Linked DNA regions of Homo sapiens: region 1 is linked to region 2. A link is an interaction called in ENCODE POLR2A ChIA-PET data of the cell type or tissue named here. Cell type or tissue: Panc1. All regions are shown on one strand. Links, peaks and the distances in the headings refer to the core of each region. The heading gives the core; the rest is flanking DNA. Region 1 overlaps LINC00862 (long intergenic non-protein coding RNA 862). Region 2 overlaps NR5A2 (nuclear receptor subfamily 5 group A member 2).

Evidence for each region. Peaks named below come from ENCODE experiments on the same cell type or tissue, not always from the same donor. Only the 100,000 strongest peaks of a DNase experiment are listed, where the experiment ranks them.
Region 1: POLR2A ChIA-PET joins it to region 2 with 15 read pairs; 2 of 35 experiments call an interaction of 5 or more read pairs at or near these places.

Annotation. Positions count from the first base shown.
Region 1 is chr1:200,362,476-200,366,871 of GRCh38, reverse strand. All of the region lies in intron 4 of LINC00862 (long intergenic non-protein coding RNA 862), which reads left to right. Among named protein-coding and RNA genes, the nearest start is that of LINC00862, 9.1 kb to the left of the region's middle. RefSeq lists enhancers at 2,397-2,691, 2,417-2,711. In Panc1, for the core only: a CTCF peak has its summit at 510 (motif pointing left); no DNase peak of the experiment used is centred there; H3K27ac peaks cover 2,468 bases.
Region 2 is chr1:200,177,003-200,181,398 of GRCh38, reverse strand. It overlaps NR5A2 (nuclear receptor subfamily 5 group A member 2), which reads right to left. Exons shown (of 8, transcript NM_205860.3): 8 at 3,984-4,396. Among named protein-coding and RNA genes, the nearest start is that of NR5A2, 150 kb to the right of the region's middle. In Panc1, for the core only: no CTCF peak of the experiment used is centred there; a DNase peak (open chromatin) is centred at 348; H3K27ac peaks cover 322 bases.

The DNA of each region.
Region 1 (4,396 bases), core at 123-4,122, 190 kb before region 2:
AGAAACTTCTCCAGTGAGTTCCTTTTTTTTAATGGCAGGATCACACCATTAGTTTGGACTGGATCCAACCTGGATTGTTGCAACAGCCTTTGATCTGATCTGTCAAGCCCTGTGCCTTCTGTGCAACCCATTCTCTACCCTGGCACGAGCATTACTAAAATACCAATCTGGTCCTATGACTCCTCTGCATAAAAACCACGGCTGGGGCTGGTCAAGTGCAACAGTGTTTACAACTAATTGATCACAACCAGTTACAGATATCTTTGTTCCTTCTTTAGCCAAAAACAAACAGAAAAACAAACAAAACCCAAATAACAAAAACAAACACAAAAAACCCCCCATTGTTTGTTCCCTTTTGCATCTTTTGAATTCTAAACTCCTCACATAGCATAAAATCCCCTTCTGGGTCTTTTCCCAGCCTACAACCCACTTCCCCACCTGCCCCATTCCCCCTGTTGCTCCTACCTCTGGCCTTACTTCAGCCCCAGGGTCCCCTGCTGGACATGGCAGGCCCAGCACATGCTGCCCTGGGCCCTTTCACTTTGCTTTGTGACATATTTTTCATCCTTCAACCTTCAGCTCATAAGCCATATTCTCTGTGAAGGCATCCAGAGGGCCCGAGACAGCCCCTCCCACCTGTGTTCCTCAGAGCATTCTGTGCCCATAATTAGGGTGAACACATTTCTGAATCAGCAGTGGAAATGTTTCAGTTCAGACAGTTACGCATGTGCCCCTGAAGGCAATGGGACAGTTAATAGAGCAAAGTCCAGAAGAAACTCTTGGAGATGATTCCTCTTTATCTGTCTGCTACCCTGTAGAGGGGTGGGGAAGGTACTTCCAGGGTAGAGAGCTGTGGGTGGCCCTTGTATCTCTTGGAGATGATTCCTCTTTGTCTGTCTGCTACCCTGTAGAGGGGTGGGGAAGGTACTTCCAGGGTAGAGAGCTGTGGGTGGTCCTTGTATTTGCCCACACCTGACACGATGCCTAACTGTTGTTTGCTGAATGTATGAAGACTATGCCAGGCCTGAGATTCTTTTGAACATAACCAAATGTCATGTGTAAATTTCTCCAAATAACCAACCAACAAACCCAGCTCTTTATAACAATGGACAATCCAGCATGAGTATTAGGACTCTGTTTAAGTCTCAGGTTTATCACTAGAACAATTCTCATAGACACACTTCTTCATCTGTAAAATGGGGATAATAGTAGCTACTTACGGGAGTTGCAGTGAAGACTCTGTGAATGAATTGAAGGAAATTAGCAGGCACAGAGTCTGGCAAAGAAGTCTTTGTTTCAGGCACAAAGATATGTGTAGCTCATCACTATAAACAGGAACTAGAAGGCAAGGTCATGTTCTAGAATAACTTTTAAAAGTTAGGATATTGTTGGGAATTTTAAAAGGTAAGACAATTAAAAATATGACTAATATTTGTCAGCTTTTTTTTTTTTTTTTTTTGATACAGAGTCTTGCTCTTTTACCCAGGCTGGAGTGAAGTGGCGCCATCTCAGCTCATTACAGCCTCTGCCTCCCGGGTTTAAGCGATTCTCCCTCCTCAGCCTTCTTGAGTAGCTGGGATTACAGGCACCCGCCATCATGCCCGGCTAATTTTTGTATTTTTAGTAGAGACTGGGGTTCACCGTGTTGTTCAGGCTGGTCTTGAACTCCTGACCTCAAGTGATCCACCCACCTCGACCTCCCAAAGTGCTGGGATTACAGGCTTGAGCCACTGCGCCTGGCCTCATTTGTTAGCTTTAACATATGAAGAGACATCCTCCTAAATGTTAAAGTACTCTTTGACATTTTACCTATGCATTTTACAGTTGGGCTGGGAGAGATGTGACTCCCGGTTTGTTTTGCCTCACCTTTGCATTTCATCAGCTGTGTCTGATCCCAGCCTAGCCTGTGTGTCGGAATCACTTGGATGAGTGTTTTACAGACTCCTGGGCTCTACCCCAAACCCACTGAATCAGAATGGGGACAGGAAGGGAACTGTAAATCTACATTTATGAAAACCTCCCCTTGTGGTTTTGATAGTCTGCAAGGTTTGGGAATCACTAGTTCCCAAACACACCAGTAGAAAAGCATATAGTAATTAACATTCTCAATTTCTCAGCTTTACAGTGTTTGTAATTAAAAATTTTTATTTGCTTTTTTGTAAGCAATATTAGCTTTCTCAATGTCTGTTTCACCTTCACTGCAGTCTGTTTATCCAGCCTGGGAAAAAAACTGGCTCCACTTAAACAATGAGACAAAAAAGGTGCAAACCTGACAGCTTCCCTACCTTTTTTGCATTAGCGTGTAGGTATTTCCTCCATGTCCTACCAGGGCCATTTAAATGCTAATATAGTTAAGTACAACAATCTTTTTAGCAATCAGATGGAATTGTTTTTTACCACAATCTTATTTCTCATTTCTCCAGTCCGTACTTTTCCTTTTTTGGGGCAGGGTGGGGGTAGGGCTAGAGGGGCATACATTTAAATTCTTTGACCTTTCAAACCTTAACAAAAATTCTCTCCTAATATCTTCTCAGCAGTTCTTGCAATGTGTGTATCCTCTAAACCTGAGCTCTGTAATTTGAATGTGCTGAGTCACCTTGTCTTTGCAGGGTCAAACATTTTGCATCCAGGAAAAGTACTGCAGAAAATCACACCATTAGCAGCTAGCTGGTATGTTATTTGAATATTTGAATACAAATAGGAAGACTGGAAAGGAGAAAGTTACTGTGTACATAGATACATAGTAACTTACATATACTTAAAACAACCTTTTTTTTTTTTCTAATAGTCTGCTAAGTCCTCTTTCTGATTGATGACTTTTTTGTGTGTGAAATTCTCTAAATATTTATTTGTGTTCCTAGAAAGTGAAAATGAATATAAATGGTAAAGCAGTTGCCTTGCAATGTTTAATAAAAGGAGAAAATAGTCTTTGCTATTATACTGAAGCTTTGCATAATTAAGATTCTTGAATTAATTTTAAAGAATTAATAACAAAAAAATACAATCATGAACCAGATATTGAGAGTTAATGTCTAATTTAAGTTCAACTTTTAGGGAGTCCGTTTTCCTATTTTGATCATGTAGTTGAATAGACAGTGAGGAGATGTTACTACAACTGTATTAATAGAGGAAGTGGCAGGAAGCTACAGTTTCCTTAGAATCAGAAAGAAAGTTTATAGAACTCACTGGAAATGAGGGTTATAGATAAAGATTGAAGTAGGAATAACTTCTATTTAGAATTGCTATTGTATTTTTGTAACATAAGAGTGGTTTTCTTTAAAGTAAGTATTTGGGGCTAAAGAGAATGCCAACACTCCACTCACAGGGAAGTCGGAAAGCTTACCAGTATTAACAAACATCCGAAGTCATTTCACAAGGTGGAAGTTTACTATAGAACCAGTAAACATAATCTTCCTCCAGGGTGTTTTGAGTCATGAATGGGGAGCAACTTGCTCCCTTCGTGGATGGAGCACTGGGGACAAGCTTCTCTGCATCAGAGCCTGTGAAATATCAATAGCAACAGCTACTGTACTCTGAGTGCTCACTTCCTCTATGCCAGAGGCTGGCTCTGGTCTTTAATTGAATTCGCTCACTATACAGCCCCCTATACAGAAGGAACGCTAATTTTCAATACCTTAAAGAGGCCAAATCATTCCCACAGCATTAGTGGCAGAGGGGGTATTTGAACCCAGGCAGAATGACTCGAACTCCCTGGTAATTAGCCATGGTGGAGAATGTCTCCCAGCTCACAAAAATGACTACTCACTGGCAAGTAACACTAAGTACAGAAAGAATGTCATCAGTTGGTTGGTGTTCTTGCTTTCTCTCCGTGAACAATTAAGAGGGCGCAGAGGTGAGATGGGGTGGGGTGGGATAAAGGGAAGGCCTGGAAGAAGGGACAGAAGGGCTGCAAATAATCACCCGGGAGCCCAGTGAGACTCAGAGAAAGATTCTAACCTAAAATACTCTTCTGCTGTCAGCTATTCTGTAATTAACATCCACAGATGAAAACATGAAGTGTATTAAAAATCCTTTGTGTTTTTTTTCAATTTTGACTGATGGACATAATATAATGACTTGATAATTAAAAAAAAAGAAAGAAAGAAAACCCACAAAACCCAACAACCCAAAATTCTAAACTAACTGCTTTTCATCATTCTACTCCCTGATTAGACATGGAATTGGGCTCGTTACTACGGGTAGAACAATGGCCTGTGTTGGGCAGGACAAGGGCATGGAAGCTCTCCAGCAAGCAGCACAGTGGGACAGCACAGGCTTCTAGCAGGCATGGTTTCAGTCTCAATTGTTTACAAGCCTTGGGATCTGGAACAATTGATTTGAGCCCTACAACATTAGAATGGTTCCTTTTCTCAGGGCCTAATATGGGGTCAGAGAA
Region 2 (4,396 bases), core at 266-4,265:
TTCAAAATATTTACCTACCTTACGGGTTTCTACTCTCTGAGCCACAAAGCACAGTTCTAATCCCCTTCGCAGCTCTTTCTTCTGATGTTGTGTAATGACGCTAAACATTTCATATGAATGGCGTGATGCCACTTTCACTGTCTAGTTTTTGGATGAACAACATACTTAGAGTGGGAGCTGACATGCAGTCACACATGTGAATCACCCCTGAAGCAAACATAAAATATGTTTGTGATACAGGGTGAGATAGAAGAGCATATTGGATGGACACTGGATTATCCCAGTCTGGGCCCCATGAAGATGTACATGGTCAAGTCAAGGAGACCACTGGGGAGCAGTATGGTCCACAACTCGGGAAACTTCGATTCTTTTGTGGAAATCATGTGCCGTGCCTGCTCTATGCCAGGCACTGGGCCAGTGGTTTATAAATGACTGAGTCACTGCTCTTGACCTTTCGCTCACAGTTTAGAAGGGCCACCCTGGGAAACAAACACAATGAGACCAGAGCATAATGAACATCAGACATCTGGGGGCCCCAGAGATGGGGGTGTACTGGATGGGGAGGGGCAGCCTCCTTGCCTTGGCTTCTCTAAGCCTGGTTTTTTTTGGCTAGACCATTGGAGAACAGTGAACAGGAAGGAGCAGGCTGTGCTCATGGTGTGGTTGATACACCAGTGGGCCTGGAAAGGAGGCTGGAAGGGGAGGCTGGGAGGCAGGCAGAGGCTGGGAAGGTAGGCAGAGGCTGTGCCAGGAAAGACCTGGATGCCATAGTAGGAGTTGACTTTTTCCTGAAAATACCAGGCATTGGAGGACTGTAAGTGAGCGAATGACATTATCAGCTTTGAATTAGGGAGATGGCTCTGGGTGCTCTATGGAGTGAGGTTTGGGGTATGTTCAGATTGATAGCAGATCAGCCCAGAGGCTAGTGCATAATTCAAGGCAAGAAATGCCAAAGGCCTGCTCCAAATCTGCAAGGAAGGAAGGGGGAGACTGACTGGGGAGAAAAATAGGAAAAGTAACTGGTAGGGCTTGGATACTGAGGCCATGTGGGAAGAAGGAGAGGTGAGGAAGAACAGCCTGTGACGGCTTCCGTGCGGGAGATGTCCATGGTGGCAGGGGAGCGGGAGGGACTTCAATTCCTGTTACTAAAGTACTGAGAGGCCCCAGCCCACGCATAGCTCCCTGGGCTGGGCTTCACACTCTGAGGGGTAGGGTGCCCAAGCCCACCGAGGACAGGGGGCTGCTGCTGGGTCAGGTGAGACGAGAGAGTGGGCGTGCTCTGCAAAGTAAAAGTTAGACACGAATCAGGCATCCACACCTTGTCTCCTTGGAAGGACAACTCCTGTCTCTCCTTGGCTGTGACTAACATGATCCTAAGAACAGTCTGGGATCTGATCTGGTGTCTATGGAGCTTGGACCAGGATCCCCAGTGCCTTCTGGGGCCGACTCAGGTCTGATCTGTGCTCCCATCAACTCAGGAAGGGCATGGAGACTCCAGTGCTTTCAAGCCTCCTCCCTTCTTGATAGTTTAGTTTCAAACTCACTCAAGGGAATACTCAGCAATTAGTCTAATTTCATCCCCCTTTGCCCCTTTCTCTCTTTTCCAGCAACAAACATACAATGTTTCTTAGATTGGTTCTTAGCTTTTCTACAAACAAAACCACAATCACAGTCTGTTAGTCACTGAATTATTAATTCCTAACTTAACATAAAACAAATGCCTACATGAAACAGCAATAAAGCATTGCAAGAATATTTATTTTGAGTGACTAAACTATACACTTCCTGTTCAGTGTTAAGGAAAATTGGTCTTTATTATTCCAGGGAAATGTCAAAATCACTAAGTATTGTAGCATTTTGACCTGCGTTATGTTGAACAAACTTTCCACATGTTTCTCATAAAAATATACATCAGAGATGGCTTCAAACTGAACGTCAAACTTAGTTAAAAGTACGAACCTCTTCAAAGTTATTTTGAATATCAGATATAACAATCAAATGCATATCAGCATGGGCCGGTTTTTCTTAGAGGCTGCCTCATGCTGATGGATTTAGCATCTCCGTGCGTGGAAGGGAGGCCTCTGTACTCATCAGAATGAGCCCTGCCAATTGCCAGGTTGGGCTTTGGAGAAACGCTCTCTCCACCAATTTTTTTTTTTTAAAGTATATAACCGCTTATAAAAACATTTTTTAAAATCCATGTGCTTTATCTTGCTTGACCTGTGTGATGATTACCTGGATGTATACATATGTAAATATTTATCAAATTCTACACTGTTCTGTATGATAATTATAGTTCATTTAAATATGAATATGTATTTTCATATTTCATGGAATGTCAGCAAGAATAATTTAAAAAGTTCTTTCTAGTTACAGGTTGAAAAGGGGGATGCGTTTTGTAGCCCGCTATTTAGTTGCTTAAAAATCTTAGTTTTGGCCAGGGACAGTGGCTCATGCCTGTCATCCCAGCACTTTGGGAGGCCAAGGCAGAAGGATCACTTGAGCCCAGGAGTTCGAGACCAACCTGGGCAATATAAGAAGACCTCATCTCTACAAAAAATAAAAAATTAGCTGAGTGTGGTGGTGCATGCCTGTGGTTCCAGCTACTCGGGAGGTGGAGGTGGGAGAATTGCTTGAGCTTTGGAGGCAGAGGTTGATGAACTGAGATCGTGCCACTGCACTCCAGCCTGGGCAAAAATAAAAATAAAAATAAAATAAGTTTAAGTTTCATACTCACTGGACTCTAAGTGCAGTATTTTGGGTTGGACTCCATGGTATCTTTTTGTAGGATCCTAAGAAAAATTGGCATCTGCTTGGGAAAGAATGAGCACTTCCTGCTTATCTTGGCCCAGAGTAGGGATGGGAAGGGTGGAGTGTAAAGTGGGAGGCTGGACCGTAATGTTTCCTAAACATTGTTAAGTGTTTTGTGGCTGTTACACTATTTTGTAATAGAGGTTTTATTAATTTTGAAAATGGATTTCATAGTTATTTTATTGCCTTAAACATCTGCAAAGCCACAATGGTACTGAAGGAGGCTAATTTCTAGAACATGGGCATCTTACTTTTTAGGCTTAACATCCATAAAGTATAAAGGCTTTATGTTTGGGTTATTGATAAATATCTATATACTTTGAGGTGACCTGATGTCTGATTTTCTCCAATATCTTTGCCTTTTTTTTTTTTTTGACTGAGTTTTGCTCTTGTTGCCCAGGCTGGAGTGCAATGGCGCGATCTCAGCTCACCGCAACCTCTGCCTCCCGAGTTCAAGGGATTCTCCTGCCTCAGCCTCCCAAATAGCTGAAACTACAGGCATGTGCCACCATGCCCGGTTAATTTTGTATTTTTAGTAGAGACGAGGTTTCTCCATGTTGGTCAGGCTGGTCTTGAACTCCCAACCTCAGGTGATCTGCCCGCCTCGGCCTCCCAAAGTGCTGGGATTACAGGCGTGAGCCACCGCGCCCGGCCTATCTTTGCCTTTTGAAGCAAATCTGAAGTGTCCTCCTGGTCTAGAGACAGAATGGTGTAGTGTTTAAGAGTGTTGATTCTGGAGTCAAACTGCCTAGGTTCAAATTCCCGCTACTCCTCTGACTAGTGTATCAAATCCTTTTGTGCAAGGGGCTTTAATATGAGAATAATAATACCTCCTGGATCTGTTCTGAGGACCAAGTGAATTAAGAAAGCACTTGGGAAAGTTATCAGGACAACATAAGCTCTACAAAAAAGTGAGATGCTATTAAGATTTTTCTGCTTATTGATTATAACAGTAAATGATATAAAATACTTTGTTTCACATGTAGAGATGATGCTCAGATTGAATTTAATGCTTCAGGTATCCATGGAAGGACAGCCAACCACTCTAGAAGTTATCTAAAGGGAAAAGTATCTATTCCTGTGGGATTCTTTTGATTTCACTCCTAGTCAAGTCTCTTATTTAGAAGCTTTAGTATCCGATAGAATGAGGACAACATAAAAACTTTTAAAAATTATCAGGCTGGGCATATCAATATTTATTGAAATACTGAAAAAAAAAATTCCATTTTGTTGAGAAGTTCCTGGCAAGAACTGACATGACAATATGTATTTCATTGATACAGTAAGAAAACATCAACAAGTAACTGACTTCACACTCTAAACATTGCATGGATTCAAGTCCAAGGCAGCTGCAGATCTGTGATACAAATAATCAGACATTAGAGATTGTCTGTTTACAAACATAGAGCAACTATAATAAACCAAGTTAAGCCAAAAACCTTTATATTTGAGTCTGCTTTTACCGGCAAATCCTGTAATTGATAAGGCAGTTGCTAAGTAAATGCCAGGTTACAAATCGGCTAACAATCAACATTAGAGAAACTTCACTTGTCAACCTTGGGTGAACAGACGCTGGCTGTGACGC